Regions from separate parts of the Homo sapiens genome. Here region 1 is linked to region 2. Evidence: read pairs that join two places in POLR2A ChIA-PET (ENCODE). Cell type or tissue: OCI-LY7. All regions are shown on one strand. Links, peaks and the distances in the headings refer to the core of each region. The heading gives the core; the rest is flanking DNA. Region 1 overlaps FHIP1A (FHF complex subunit HOOK interacting protein 1A). Region 2 overlaps FHIP1A (FHF complex subunit HOOK interacting protein 1A).

Region 1 (10,979 bases), core at 6,980-10,979, 54 kb before region 2:
GAGGCTGAGGCGGGCAGATCACTAGAGCTTAGGAGTTCGAGACCAGCTTGGCCAACATAGTGAAACCGTGTCTCTACTAAAAATACAAAAATTAGCCAGGCGTGGTGGTGCACGCCTGTATTCCCAGCTACTCGGAGGCTGAGGCATGAGAATCGCTTGAACCCAGGAGGCAGGGGTTGCAGTGAACCGAGATGCGTCACTGTACTCCAGCCTGATAACAGAGCAACATCCTGTCTCAAACAAAACAAAACAAAACAAAACAAACAAACAGAAAAAGTGTTGCAGTGAATAGTGCTCAAACTGCTTAAGTGAAGTTATGGTAAGCTGAGTGCAGGAAGCTTTTCTGGATATGAGAAATCTTCGTAGTGAGCTACATTTACTTTGACCGATTTCGTTGTTCCTTAAAAAGAGGTCCTAGAAAAAATTGTTGAGAACCATTGAGGCTCCCTGAAAGGGTTTTGGGGAACCCTAGGGTCCCTCAGACCACATTTGGGGAACCACTGATCTAGACTGACAAAAACTTTGGCAAAAGATTAATTTTACAAATTCCTAGAGCTAGTCACTTAGACTGAAGGTAAATTGCATAAATTTAATTCACTGAGTATTGTGCAACAATAATATTAAGACAACCACTTAAAAAGTGCTTCTGAAAATAAGACTACCACTCTTCTGTGAATTATTTACATTTTCCTGATATGTTATTTTTGTATATATTTATTCCATTGGAAGTTAACAACTCTTCTAGGTACAGATGCAGTTGGTTTTCCTTTATATGTTTTCTGTTAAATATCTTTCAGACATTTGGTAGTCATTATGATGGAGTCAAATAGCATATTGTATTAAGCTACTCTTTTATCCCTACTCATACCCATCAGGCTATACTCATCGTGCAGGTACTTTCCTTTCATATTGAGACTCAGAAGAGACTTCAAATATGTTGTCATTGCTATACTTATGGTAGACATAGCAAGTCCTTTTCCTTTTATTTAAGTTGTTCTTTTGCTTTTATTTTGTTAAATAAAAAATGTTTTTGCTAAGTAGTACATAAATATGGTACAAAGTTCAAAAAGTCAAAGAAGGTACAGTTTGAAAAGTGAGTCTTCTTTCTTCAGCTGTCCCCCAGCCCCCACTGCCCTGTGCTGACTCAGCCACCTTAAGAGTTCTTGTGTATCTTCTTAGAAATCTTCTATGCATCTACAATCATATGGGCTAATACATTGCTTTTCTTCTTACACAAATCGTGGCATACTATACTTGCTGTTCTGTATATATTTTGGCAGCCTTATCCTATCAGTACATTAAGAGCTGTATCTTTTTTATAATTGTAACATAGTATTCCATTACATAGAAGTGCTGTCGTTTATATAACCAAACCAGTATTGATGGATATGTAGGGTCTTTTCAATCATTTACCATTTAAACAATGCTGCAAGGTACTAGTGTAATTAGTAGCTATAGATAGAGAGTTATTGGTGGCTAAGAGAATGTGTCTGACTCTGACTTGATAGTCTGAGTCAGACTCCATGATATCTGTGTGACTTTCATGAGATGAGTTCTTTTTACTTCTGCTCTGTTCATAGCAGAACTTTTTGTTATCACAGAAGTCACAAAATTCCACAACTACATCTTCAGTAATACCATGAGAATGTGAACTGGCTATTAGCCTGTTTTGGGACTCGATTCTCAATGGTTTTACCATGAATGCATCTTTAAAGTGGGTTTTAAACTTTATTGAAGCGGGGCACCTCATGGACCCTTTATAGAATTGGCTGAAAACTACAGCCACCTCTCTTCAGAAAAATATGCCCACAGTTTATGAGATTCATGGATGTATATGGAATTTTATTGTTATTTCACTAATTACACTTAGTACTTTTATATCATGTAGATAAAGAACCTTTTTGAAAGATTGGTTTTTACGTTTCAAAAGGTAAGCATCACATCATCTGGATAACACTACAGGTTGCAAAGCTGCACATGTTCACATGAAGGGATTTAAAGCACTGGGTGGGGAACTAATTCTGATTGACAAAACTGTAGATACAGGTATTAGACTAAACAACATCACTTGCCAAAGGTACCTACTCTTCCAGAGAACATGACCAAGACAAAAACTTACATTTCTGTTTTTTTTCCAGGAACATTTTTTGAATATAACTTTATGAAGTGAGAGGGTTCTTCTTAGAAAGATTCAGAGCATCTACTTCAAGTCTCGCCTTTCAAGTTCTACCCTATAGAACTTGTCAGATCATTTTTTTCTGCGTTTACCTTAGTCAACTTTTAGGGTTTTGTGGCAAGAATCTTAAACAAGTTGTTTCTTAATAGCTTTCAACAAAATAGTGATGTGAAAGGATGGTGTATACTATCAAGAGTACAGTGATCAGTTGGGTTGGTGGGGAGACTTTCCCCAAGAATGGTCCAATTTTTAGGTTTCAACAAATCACCCTATGTGTATAAGAAACTTTTCTGTTCAATCGCCAAGGAGCTGATATCTCAATACTTGCTATAAATTTCAAAATACATAATTTTTACATTCTAAATCCTTGCCTATAGGGATTTAGTTTCTTCTTTAAATTTTTTTTAATTTTAAGCTTTATCGAGGTATAATTGATCTACTTAGTTTCCTAAATAGCTTTAAAATTAAGTCCAAAAACAAATTTCAGATAGGAATTTGAATATTTTAATTTTTCTTTTCACATTTATTCTGCTCATCAGTCAGTTGCATGGCACTTGGGTATGACATAGTTGGTAGCCTGTTCTTGTGAAATTAAGGTGTAAAACGAGGTAGGATTGTTTCGTGGGATTATTAAGTTTTAGGTATCTTGTTACTGTTTTGAAGCATGTATTTTCCAAAGCTGGAAACCATTTGGAATGTGTGTATTGACCGAATTTTCTTTGTGCACATTTTGTGTGTTAACTGGTGACCTAGAAGTTGGTGGAATGAAATAAGATTCTGATTTACTGAAATGATGGACGTTTTACAGTGAATGAGCTGGAGTTAAACTATGGCAAATTGAGGGAGGCTTAAGCACAAGGTCCAGAAGAATAGGGGGCTATTAGATGCTTGCTTTATTTTTCGCAGTCCAGCATTGCCCTGTGATATTGTGGTGAGAGAGAAAAGAGAACTGGGCCAGAAGATTAGAGCACAGGGAGGATTTAGGTTTAATAGGATTTTATGAGGCTCTAAGAAGAGGTTGTCTGAGGTAATTTGACCCAAAATGAAACACCCTCCTCAATACTGCTATTAGTTATAATTGAGGGCACAAGGTTCACCTCTCTTAAGGTGTTCCCAATATTTGATGAGTCTTCATCCTTAGATGGAATTTTACATGATAAGCACATTTACAGTAATAGACTTTTTATATATTTTTTATGTATTTAGTAGCAGCCAATTCAGGGCATTCCAAAGTACATTCTCAAACAATGAATTTTTCTATTGGCAGTTGCTCAGGAAATAAACAAAAAAAACCTCAATCATGGAATTATATTTACTGTGGCTGATTCCTGTGCTGTACGTTCCTTAAGTCAAATATGCCTTAGTAGTAAAAAGAATCCCATCTGCAACTAGATTTCTTATAAAGATTTTTGTACAAAGGCCATCATCCTTCTTTAATGATTATCTGATTACCCCTCTCCAATTGGTATAACAGTTGTGATAAAGTACATAAAATAATGACTCAAGCTGTAAGAGACCTAAGAAATCCTACTTTAGTTGTAACTGCTTACTTAAGTGACATTCCAAAAGAAGAGTCCCATTTTTCACTCAAGGTTTCACAGCTGGTTAGAGCTAGAACTAGAGTTTTGGGTCCCTGCCTCCTAGCTCAAAGCTCAGGTTCCCAGGTTGGGACTTTAAATTTTTAGACTTTCAGGCTTGGACTGAGCCAACAACTCTTAGCCATTACCCTTTGTTCCCTACTTTAAATCTACCTATATTCTCTAGCCATTTCCACAAACCAACCAGAGTAATATCAGGAGGGATGAAGAAGGAGGGGTAGGAAGGGAGCCAGCTGTGCTTCCCATCAAGTATAAGGTAGTGGTTTTGGTTTGGAAACTCACTGTGAAAGACTTGGCTTTGCCTCCCTTTTATCTCTAGCACTCTCCTGCCTGTGTTCTTGATCTCACCTTTCTTCTGCTCCTTTTGCTCCATCAAAAATCTTTTTCTTGTATCTTCAAATTATCCATGTTCATTGGTTCATTCCCATTAGGCCTGCCAATATAATCACTTTTCCTTCAATAAAAATGTTCCTCTGGCTCCGTCTCCCCTTAAGGTGGCCATTCCATTTCTTTCCCTTAAGAATTTTTAAAAATAGTTCATCATTAGAGAGTATTTATTTAAACAGATAAAAGAATTGAAGGATTGTATGAGATAATATTTAAATGCCAAGATGTTTATAATTTAAGTTTAGTCTGATAGTGAGAAAGGGATATATCAAAATATAGTTATTGAAAGTTCAGGAGGAAATGCGATTTTGACATATTTTTAGCTTTTCTAATTATTGTAGCTGTCCAAATAGTCTGAAGTTGGGTAAGATGTCTATCTGGGAATGAAGTTTTTACACTGGAAAAAGTGAAGAAATTTTTACATTGGAAAAGAGGTGTGATTTAGATGGCTAGAATCTGAGCTTTTATGATTATATGATATATTTTATAATTCTGTAAGGTGGAAGCATATGTTTTGCTTTTTGCATCGTCAAATAAATATATTTTTGAAAAACAGCAAATAAAAATAGATATAATTATTTGGCCAGTTATCCCTGTCTCTAACAATATTTAATATAATTTTTCTTTCCTTATTGATGGAAAGTATTTTTATATATAATATTAATGAGATATAAATATGGCCACTCAATAATGTCTATAGTCAGTTCTGTCTTTGCAGTGTAGAATTTATGCTGAAATATCAAGCTATTGTATATATATTTTGACAGCTCATCTCTTTCTTGCCCATTACCACAACCAAAAAACTCAACCACACCACACACCTACATGCACCCACTGTTGCAGAGTTCTTTGAGTGTTTTTTTTGTGTTGGTGGTTTTTTTGAAGAAAGATAAAAAAAAAATCACTCCTTGGCATCTAAATGGTTTGTAGAGCTCTCTCTCAGGCATGAAATTTGAGTCAATGTGCATGTGTGTCTTTACGGGAAGAACAGACTGGATGTGTGCCAAAAGTGGCAAGGTTTACTTGAAACATTTTTGACATCACGTACCTTAGACTGAAGAGTGCAGAGGGAAAGAAAGGAGAAACGTCTGATGATGCCATATTCATGACAGACTCATATTTTAGTGACTGCAGCTGCTTTACCTACTTACAGCTTTTGCCTCCATTCTGTCCTCTGTTCTTCTCTTGGGAGTTTTAGCATTGGACTGGGAATATAGAGATTTATATTCTATTTCTATCAAAACTAACTTGTGCTGGGCATGGTGGCTCATGCCTGTAATCCTAGCCCTTTAGGAAGCCAAAACGGGAGGATTGCTTGAGCTCAGGAGTTCGAGACCAGCCTGGGCAACATAGGGAGACCCTGTCTGTACAAAAAATAAAAAAAAAATTGGACAGGTGTGGTGGCACATGCCTGTAGTCCCAGCTAGTCGGGAGGCTGAGGCGGGAGGATTGCTTGTGCCCAGGAGTTCAAGGCTGCAGTGAGCTATGATGGCTTCTGCACTCCAGCCTGGTGACGGATTGAGACCCTGTCTCTAATAAAACAACAACAACAACCAACAAACAACAACAACAGCAAACTAGTAAGCTCATGACATTGGCTATTTATCCTGTCTATACTGCATTCTCACCGTTTCTGAGAAGATTGCATGTAAATTCCTTCTGAAAACTAACTTGAAGGATCTTAGCATATCTTTCTGTTTTTGATTTAGAAGCAATTGGCATGATGTATGTTCCTTTCATACCTTTGAAGAAGAATCTTTGAATTCTGGAGCTGGAAAGACCTGAGTCTTGTAGCTTTTCGATCTCTGGGATAACACAAAACTTTGATTTTCTTCGTTATGATCATTATGTAACCTAAATGAAAGGCCTTGACATTTTCACAGAAATGTAGTGTGTAGAATAACAAGGAAGTTGATTCAGAATCTTGTTTTATCTCTTATCATTTAAAACAAGGCTGTAAATGTAAATGTTTATAAGGGCTAGTGAGGTAACCTGAATGAGGTGAAGGTTCTGGCAGTAAGATCACAGGGAGTGGCAGGGACTGTGGGGACGGGAGAATGCGTACCCTGCAAATGTGGGATAGCCACTCTTGATGTTTGAAACACCAGATGGACCCAATAGTAGCAAAGGACTATGGTTGCCACTGGACAGTGTCCACTGAAAACAAGTTTGTAGTATTTGGAATTTTAGTTTGGGGAATTCAATTTTCATAATAAAATACAGCTGTAGAAGAAACACACAGGCAGTTTTCCTGGAGTATGTGATTTGTGTACTTCTTCTAACAGGTCGTCCTTTCTATATACCTTAACCCTCCTCCATTCTTTTTCAAAAATGTTTCTTTCCTCAGTACTATGCTTGCAAGTGTTCTGTTCTTATGTCCCAAAAATTCTTTCTAAGACCTTTTCATGTCGAATGGTTGCCCTCCTACTAACAGAAGTGCTTGTTTTAAATACTCCTAAACTATTTTCCAGTGTCTAATTCTACTCCCCACAAGGAACTTAACCCCTGAGTCTCCTCTGAAGCCCACTTTCTCCCATCTTACTGTTTGTAGGGAGGAATAGCCGATCGGTGTTCTCCTTGTAATACCCTTCCTATTACTGTGTTGATAATGGCTACCCCCTGTTTTCTTTTGACATTACAAGTCTACAAACTTTTATTATGGCTTTTGTTTTCCAGGGTTCTGGTAGTTGTAATTACTTTTTTTCTGAACTCTTCCCAATCTGTACACGAAAAAAAATAATATTTTGAATTATACCCAGTCCTTTTATGGGCTGATCAAACTAGTGAGACAATACCACTGCCTTACTGCTTTCGTCAGTGCCACACAAATGGATCATATTCACCGTACACTCTATGACCTCAATTTCTTTTTTCCCCTACTTGCTGTCTGGTAGTCAGGATTTCTTTGTATTTTTTCCATGTTTCATTTTTCATTTGTAAGTGTGCTACCTTGCACTCACACCTAATAAACACTATCTTGTTTTTGATGGATCATTTCTATCTCTGATTTGTCAAGGTTACTTGGAATTCCATTATTTTTCAGAAAAGCTAGAAACTTTAACCTAGTTTATAGCCACAAAATGATTGAGAATCCTTTCAATTCTGACAGCCATTGATTTAAAAAAATATTCAATCAAATTAGACCCAGGAATCTGGGTGCTGTTTTATAACACCTCCCCCAAGTTGCATCAAGCCGTTTATTTCTCTTGCTGTTAACTCATGGTTTTCCTGTTACTGAGTGTTTTTAAACTCTGCAAACACTGGTATCATAATAGTTTGGTGCAAAAATAATTGCGGTTTTTGCCCTTGAAAGTAATGGCAAAAACCGCAATTACTTTTGCACCAACCTAATAGTTTCTTACTTGATTCTAGGAACTAGACTTGAGCTTGAGTGCTTTAGAATAGTAATTTTGGGGGGTTGTGGCTGGTTGTAGTGGAGAGAAGAAACCCAATAATTGTTTCATTTACTCATGTATCTTAGCTAGCATTATTATTTTGTATTTTTAGTAGCAAAGTAGGAGAAAACAGGAGAGCCTTTAGATTGAGTATAATATCTGTTTTGTAGATTTTTTTCTGTGTTGGACTTTGAGAATGTCTAAGCTTTGATTTAAATTTAATAGTCAGTTTCCTATTTAATTTATGAACATAATAAAATTCATTTTTTTATTATTGCCATTACAGGTTTTGGAAGGTGACAATGAAATGTGAAGAAGTTACATTTCTCAAACTTGAAAGTTAGTGACGGCTTACCAAATTTTAATGAAAATTAAATATGACTTAGAAGCATTGATTTATGAAGGCTTATGATGTCATCGGTTTCGACAGAAAGCAAACTCCAGCAGGCTGTGAGCCTACAGGGAGTTGACCCAGAAACATGCATGATTGTATTTAAAAACCACTGGGCACAGGTAATGTATGAATTCCACTTTTTTTGCTGGTCTCAGTAACCCCAGGGGCCTCCATCACACTGAATCAGGGTTTTCTACCTCTGTGATAGGTAACTAGATTGCTAGAAACACAGGGAGGGAAACTCTTTCAGATAGGAAGAAAAGTAACTTTTTCTTCTTGCTTTCCTAGAATAGGTATCTGGTCAAAAACCATGGTTTTCACAAAAGCAATTAGGGTACATGCATGTTACTTGGATATTTTTAGAAGAACAGCAGTTGTTCTTTAAAGTGACTTTTATATCGCTTTGCAATATACTTGACCATAATTATATCCTCTCTCTCTCTCTTCCCTGCTGATTTCCTTCCAGTTCTTAAGCTCTAATAATACTAAAATACACATTTATTAAACATTTACCAAGTACTCTGTTGAGTACTTCAAATGCCTTATGTCATTTAATCTTGTCCACAAACCTGTAAGGTAGCTGATGTTAGTTTCCTCATTTTACAGAAGAGGGAATAGAAAATTACCGAGGTTAAATAACTTGCTTAAGGTTATACAACTAGTAAGTTACTAAGCCCATTACTTAGGCTTTGGTGCCTTGACTCCAAAGCTCGTGTGTTTGATCTCTGTGCTCTACCATTTTGGGGCTGGTGGTCCCTGTGTAATTTAATGAAAAACGCCTGAGTATACCTGAATATATGTCTTCATTACAAAGTGATTATAAAATTTTTTTTGATTATTTACTTTGACTTCTCTGATCTGCTGTGTGGATAATTAAGGGTTGAATGTTCAGAAAATTTACTATTCCGCCCCTTTCCTTAGGGAGTTTACACATAGTAAAATAAATAAAATTGTCATTCTTTACTACTTGCCCAACATTGCACTCCCCAGGTGAGCTGGTAAGTGGCTATTTATGTGACAGTTTTTTAATGACTACCCAGTTCCTTCTTGTGGCCGGAAACAGCACACTGGTTAAAGCACTGAGCCTGTAAATCACAGCAATTATAGGGGACACAGTTTAGATCAAAACCAAGCAAAATCAATTCTGCTTCTGAGCCGTTTATACTTTGTAGCTTCTTGTTACTATCTAGTATAAACCTTCTCCGATTTTTTGTGCATTCTCTGACCTTTTACCATTAGAATTTTAATGGATTTGCTATGGACATTAGGGCACATATGCTTTAGTTAAGGGAAGAAAGTAATTTAGGAGTTTTCCAGATAATTAGAGTAATAACCTTTGGCTTTGCACTTTTATAAATATTTTAAAGCAGTATCTCCAAGGCGAGGTGGTGAATCCTAAGGAATGAGCCCAGTAGTTCATTGGGTGTAGGAAGAATATTTTAGAAGGTCTGTTTCTATCTTTACCTTTTACAAATTTCTGTTTTGTGTTTAAAACGTACATTATACATTTGTATATTAGTGTCTGTATGATTACTAATTTATTTATTTGTGCTTATTTAAAAAATCTATTAGTGCATAATCATATGTTTTTAACTGAGAACATTTTCAGCTCCAGTCATTTCATTAGGCTTAGGAAGTCTATCTTACTACGTAATCTTCGCTCCCAGCCCATTTTGTTTATTCGTTTGCGCATAATACCTTTGATTATAATCATTTCTGCTGGGGTAACTGTGATATGATCCATTTAGTATTCTGTGCCACTTCCCAAAGACATGATATATCATCAACTTCTTGATTATATGTAGGTGGGTCATCTGCCCTGTCAGATTCTGTCCCAGGCAGGCTTTCTCCAAATGTGAGGAATGTGCCAGTACATTGTGTCACATTGTTGAAAGACTATTGGTCCCAGAATCATATTATTCATTTCCATAACAATACAAATGACTTCAGTATTATTGCACATTTTGGGTTCTCTGAAGCACAGTACAGATACATAGTACTCTCAGTGCAGACAAGTCTTGAGTTGAAGGTAAGGATAACTTTGTCATAGGGGATACTGTTTAGTTGTTAAATATTTTCTTTTATAAAGTTGAGACACTCATGGTCTTACTGTTGGCTCAGCCATTTCTTTACCTTTGGACAGGTGTTTTTAACCTTTTTTTAGGCTTGATGTTTCCTTTTAAATAAATCTGGAAAATGCTCTCAGTCTCTGCCTACAGAGGCTCTTGAGGGCCTTTCTGTTATCTTTATGAATGAAAATGCTGGTTGAAGAAATCTATGTGAATGTAAAAGTGTTATTGTTCAATGGAGATTTACTGAGCACACACTCCAGGCATGTCGCTGTAGGCATCACACGTGGGACTTGAGAATGTATAAGCCTTGGTCTGGGCTTTAAAAAATGTATAAGCTAATTCAGATGACAATGCAAGATACATTATTACAAAATGAATAACCATGATTACAGGAATTAAGTCAAGAGAAGGGGCTATTATGGCTGGAAATGGCCTGGGAATGGAGAAAGTGAGATTTTGCTACGTTGGCTATGGAAAAGGAAGGTTTTGATGACAGACAGGAAAATAATATTTCAGAGAATGGATACTAGGAATAAATGCTCAATTTCAGCTTTTTTGGATGGTACATATAAAAGAGGGGAAGGCAAAAAAATCAGAGCCAGGCAGAGATGTGGGACCAAAAGTAAGATAAGGAATGAGATCTTCAGCTGGGGGAAATGAATGCTACTTATTTGTTGTTTTGGAGTTTCATACGTTAGCTCTTGGCTGTGAGTTGTTGGGCTGGGGTGGGTGAAGAGCAGTTGCAGAGGATTGGGAAAAGAGCTCCAGTTTGACATAAGCTCCTAGGCCTACTGTGACTGCAGCCCCTGGGTTCACCTGAGGCAACCCAAGAAAAACCTGTAAGGCTGGTAGGGAATGAGGCATAGACAAAGCTGGGAAGCATTTTATTTGCCCAGGTGTCTGTTACCTGCCCAGTGTAATGCTTTTTTAAATGTTAAATTAGCAAAAAGTGTTGGC
Region 2 (4,000 bases), core at 1-4,000:
ATTACTTGCTTTATGTTGTAGACTTCTCAAGACATCCATGATCATATTTAACTATTGTACAAAAATAGCAAACAAAATATAAGTAGTGTTTTGGTCATTTGTGCCACTGTTTTTTTCCAGTAAATTAAAACAATTTTTGGTTTTTAACTTAAAAAATTAAATGTTAGTGTTGTCTCTTATTGGTTAGTTAACAGAAAAGCTAATAGAGAAGTTAGTCTGTCTAGTGTATATTTTTAAACAGATTTCAAACACTGAGTTGTTGCATGAGTAAGTCATGAAGTCAATTTGGTAGGTCACAATTTAAAGTTGAATAAAATAGAAAATATCAGAGTGCATTGCACTTAGTAATGGTGAGTACTAGATATTATTGTAAAATATTTTTATTTTGATGAGTCTTAGTGTTAAAAAGTTTGAAAACACTGAATGGGAGAATGTTACTAGATTACTTGTTACTTGATGTTACATTTCTGCTTTATCATGGGCTGCGAATAAATGTTAGTTGGTATTCTTCAGTTCTAAAACATTCATTTGTTAATTATTTCATTCAACATATATATTTTAAGCACCCAATATATGCCAGGCACTGTTCTAAGTGTTTGCTGGGGTTGAGATATCTATAGCAATTTACTTACAAAGCATATTTTATTTCTCTTACTCAGAGAAAACACTGAATCGGTGTGCCTAAGGTTTAGCTGTGGATAACAGAAAACTCCCTTTACATTACAGAAAACTCCCTTTAATGATCCTTTCATATTCTGCACACCAGTTCTATTTACAACTCACTAGCCAAAACATACATAGTAACATCTAGATGCAAAGGAAGCAGGGAAATGTGGTTTTTTATTATAAAGTCAGGGTTTATTCCCAAGGAAGAGAGGGAGAATAAATATTGGGGAGACATTTAGTAGTGCCTGCCATAAACCTCAAAGCTTCTTACATGTAAACAAAATTTCATTTCCATTGATGGGAAACTGGAAATTTCTATTATTATAATTATTGGAAAGGCACAAGCTTTGCAGGGCCACTGCATAGAGTTGGGCAGGTTGTCTACTGCACAAGGGCAGCCTGCTGAGGGTGCAGATAGGAGAGATGGTGTTCATGTTCCATTTGCCAGACTTTGTGTCCTGGCATGGGGCTGTGTCCACCCACAGGAAGAGGCACCCTTCTCTAATTGGCAGAAGACACCTTCTTCTCTGGCCAAGCCATCTGCTTACCAAACTGTGGGCTTGGGGGGCTACTTTGCCCAAAGAGATCTATTTCTAATTTGCAGAAATGCCCTATATGGGCTGGCTGTGGCTCAGAGGCCAGTCTCAACTAGCCTAGAGGTCGTCTTAAGCATTTGACCCTGACATACCTGATTCTGTCCCTTCTTCTAGTATAGCTCTTCTTGCCTGGTTTTATATTTTTAAAATAATAGAAGTTAGCTGACAAAACTGTATGCATTGTCTTATCACAAATAGGCACAGAGTAAATTTTCAGAGGCTGAGTAGATCTACAGGTCCTACAGAGTCTCCTCATCCCTGACCTCTCCATTACTTCTCTTCCATTGTAGGAAAGGAAATTAGCATTATAAATTAAGCTTACATTGATCTCTGATTTGAAATGGAAAATTAGATATCTTTTTTTTTTTTTAACTTCAACAAGTGCATGAGGGAGATAATGGTACCAAACGATTGGGTTCTTAAGCATCAGAATTATGAAAAGATAGAAAGGGTCCCACCCTCCCTACACACCGAGAATAAAAAAAAAAAACCCCACACAAAACCCCACCTTATCTAAGGCAGCCAGGTGGTATTCATCTTGGAAACAAATGCAGAGAGTGGAGGGAAGATCTGGTCTGAAAGTTGGTGTGAATCTTTTATTCTTTCCCTGCACTATCCTAAGAGAACATTAAAAATTTATCAGCAACAAAGGCCCTGCAAGATTTTCTTCAAGTAAGAAAACCAAAAAGCAAGGAAAACAGAGAAGGAGTTTAGTCTGTTTATTTTATCTTCTTGCTAAATTTTCTCTCACCGCACACTAAGTTTTTTTTGAGGGCTTGCTGTCCCCTCATTTTTGTGTCTGACTTGCGTTTCAGGTGAGGTAAAGCAGGAATCATTCTGATGGGATGCTCCTCTGTGATTATCCAGTGCCAGATGATGTGCAGGTCTGGGACAACAGAGAGAAACGAACAGAATAACTGCAATTATTGAATTTGTTTGGGCAGATATGTGTGTGTTTTCTGCCTTCCCATTGTATTGAGGTCTTTCCGGTGCTCATGGAAAATAAGCTAGGAGTGAAATCTGTCTTTTATCATCAGAGCTTGCTTTGTTACTTTGTTACAGTTTGAGTGTCTAGGAAAATTGGTCTAAACTTAAATTCCACTGCCGAATGATACATTTAACCCATCAGGGAGATTGTGTGTGTGTGGCAGGGGGTGGTGGGGGGTGCGTGGGGGAGGAGTTGGGGGGGTTGCGTGGAATGGAATGGCAGGCATTAGATGCTGCGTTTTTGCAGTGGTTCTCAGATACTTCATTCTAGAGAAGCTGCTGGTTGGGGTTCTGGCCCATGGACCATTTCCCCTCTACTGTGGGTTTTAAAGTCAGTCTCATCAGCATTCAGTAGTATTGTCTTATTAATCAGGAAGATAAATAGGGAGAAGCCTGAGGAAGCATTTCTTTTTTTTTTTTTCCAGTGGATCACTTTTCGAGGTTGCCATAATTGAAGAGCATGGAATGAGTTACGCTCTGCATTTTCAATGAAATGTTATTCACTATAAATGGAAAATTTCCCCTGCTGTTCAGGCATTGTAAAATTAATATAACTACCCTGCTAAGGAAGGCATCCCCAACATGGGCTGTTGGAAATCCAGTGTTTTTATTAGTAACAGGGCTGCTGATTTCCATCTTGACACATTTATTGATTACTCTGAGTACCTGGTGGTGCATCAGGTCCTTTGAGAATTCATGTTGCAGGTCAGTTGTAGTCATTTCTGCAGTAAGTTTGCAATCTTAAAGGATGAATATGTGTATTATGAAAACTGAGAAGGGGAACTGACAGCCTAGAAAAGGGGAGTCTGAGAGGTTTAATAAGAATTCTGGAATAGGAAAGTTGAGTTTTGGGGGGACAGCATTTCTCCATCACCACTTATTAAGATGAGGGCAGGGTAAGGTACAATTTAAATTACAGCAGGTGGAATCTCCCTTTATAATGAGGAGTACTTTCTTCTGATGCAAAAGATTATGAGCCTCGACTAAGCTGTGTTGCTGAAAGAAGCCGTGTAATCTCTGTTTGAATTTGAAAGAAGGGTGTCGTGGGTGTCTGTGTTTTGGCAGCCCAGCACCAGACCTCTTTTTCTTTCTAAGCCTGTCTCTCCAGCCTTCTGGTGATTCTGTGAGACACCCCTTCAGTAAGTATCTTTTCTGCTTGGACCATCTGGAGTTAGTTCTCATAAGATTGTTGGGACTCAAATAACTGAAACAATATGCTTCGAATAGTCCTTAGTTGCATACTCGGTGCTCAGTAACTGGTCAGTGATGTTGTTTTTATTGTTTCTTAAATTGTAACCAAGAAGTTTGAATCAAAAAAGGACTCTGTGGAACAATTAGTAAACAAGAAAGAGAAGAACCAAGTGATCTTTGGAATACCCCTCAGATCTTTGTTTCTGAGCCAAAATGCCCCCATATTTCCTTGTTAATTATTACCTCAGGACCATGCTATGAATTACCTTTCTTATGGGTTATTTGGGTATTCAATAGTTAAACTTTATTAGATGAGGTTCAAGTATAATGGATCATATACTGCATTATACTCTAATAAATTATATCATAATGAAGCTGTAGGGTACAAGTTATGCACACATAGTATAGGAAAGGAGGCTATAGACGTAGCCATTTGCTGAATCCTCCAAGGAGAGAGGTTTATGATAAGCAAGCAAAAATAACTTTGGATGTGATGAAAGCAGTAACCCTTCAACTTGGCCAACGCTAGTTGCAGCATCGGCCCATTGGACATAGGACCA

Evidence for each region. Peaks named below come from ENCODE experiments on the same cell type or tissue, not always from the same donor. Only the 100,000 strongest peaks of a DNase experiment are listed, where the experiment ranks them.
Region 1: POLR2A ChIA-PET joins it to region 2 with 5 read pairs; 2 of 35 experiments call an interaction of 5 or more read pairs at or near these places.

The regions. Positions count from the first base shown.
Region 1 is chr4:151,558,296-151,569,274 of GRCh38, forward strand. It overlaps FHIP1A (FHF complex subunit HOOK interacting protein 1A), which reads left to right. Exons shown (of 14, transcript NM_001109977.3): 4 at 7,843-8,069. The coding sequence starts at 7,965. Among named protein-coding and RNA genes, the nearest start is that of FHIP1A, 150 kb to the left of the region's middle. In OCI-LY7, for the core only: no CTCF peak of the experiment used is centred there; a DNase peak (open chromatin) is centred at 8,996; H3K4me3 peaks cover 1,467 bases; H3K27ac peaks cover 1,807 bases.
Region 2 is chr4:151,619,139-151,623,138 of GRCh38, forward strand. The region is part of intron 7 of FHIP1A (FHF complex subunit HOOK interacting protein 1A); the gene reads left to right. Among named protein-coding and RNA genes, the nearest start is that of GATB, 140 kb to the right of the region's middle. In OCI-LY7, for the core only: no CTCF peak of the experiment used is centred there; no DNase peak of the experiment used is centred there.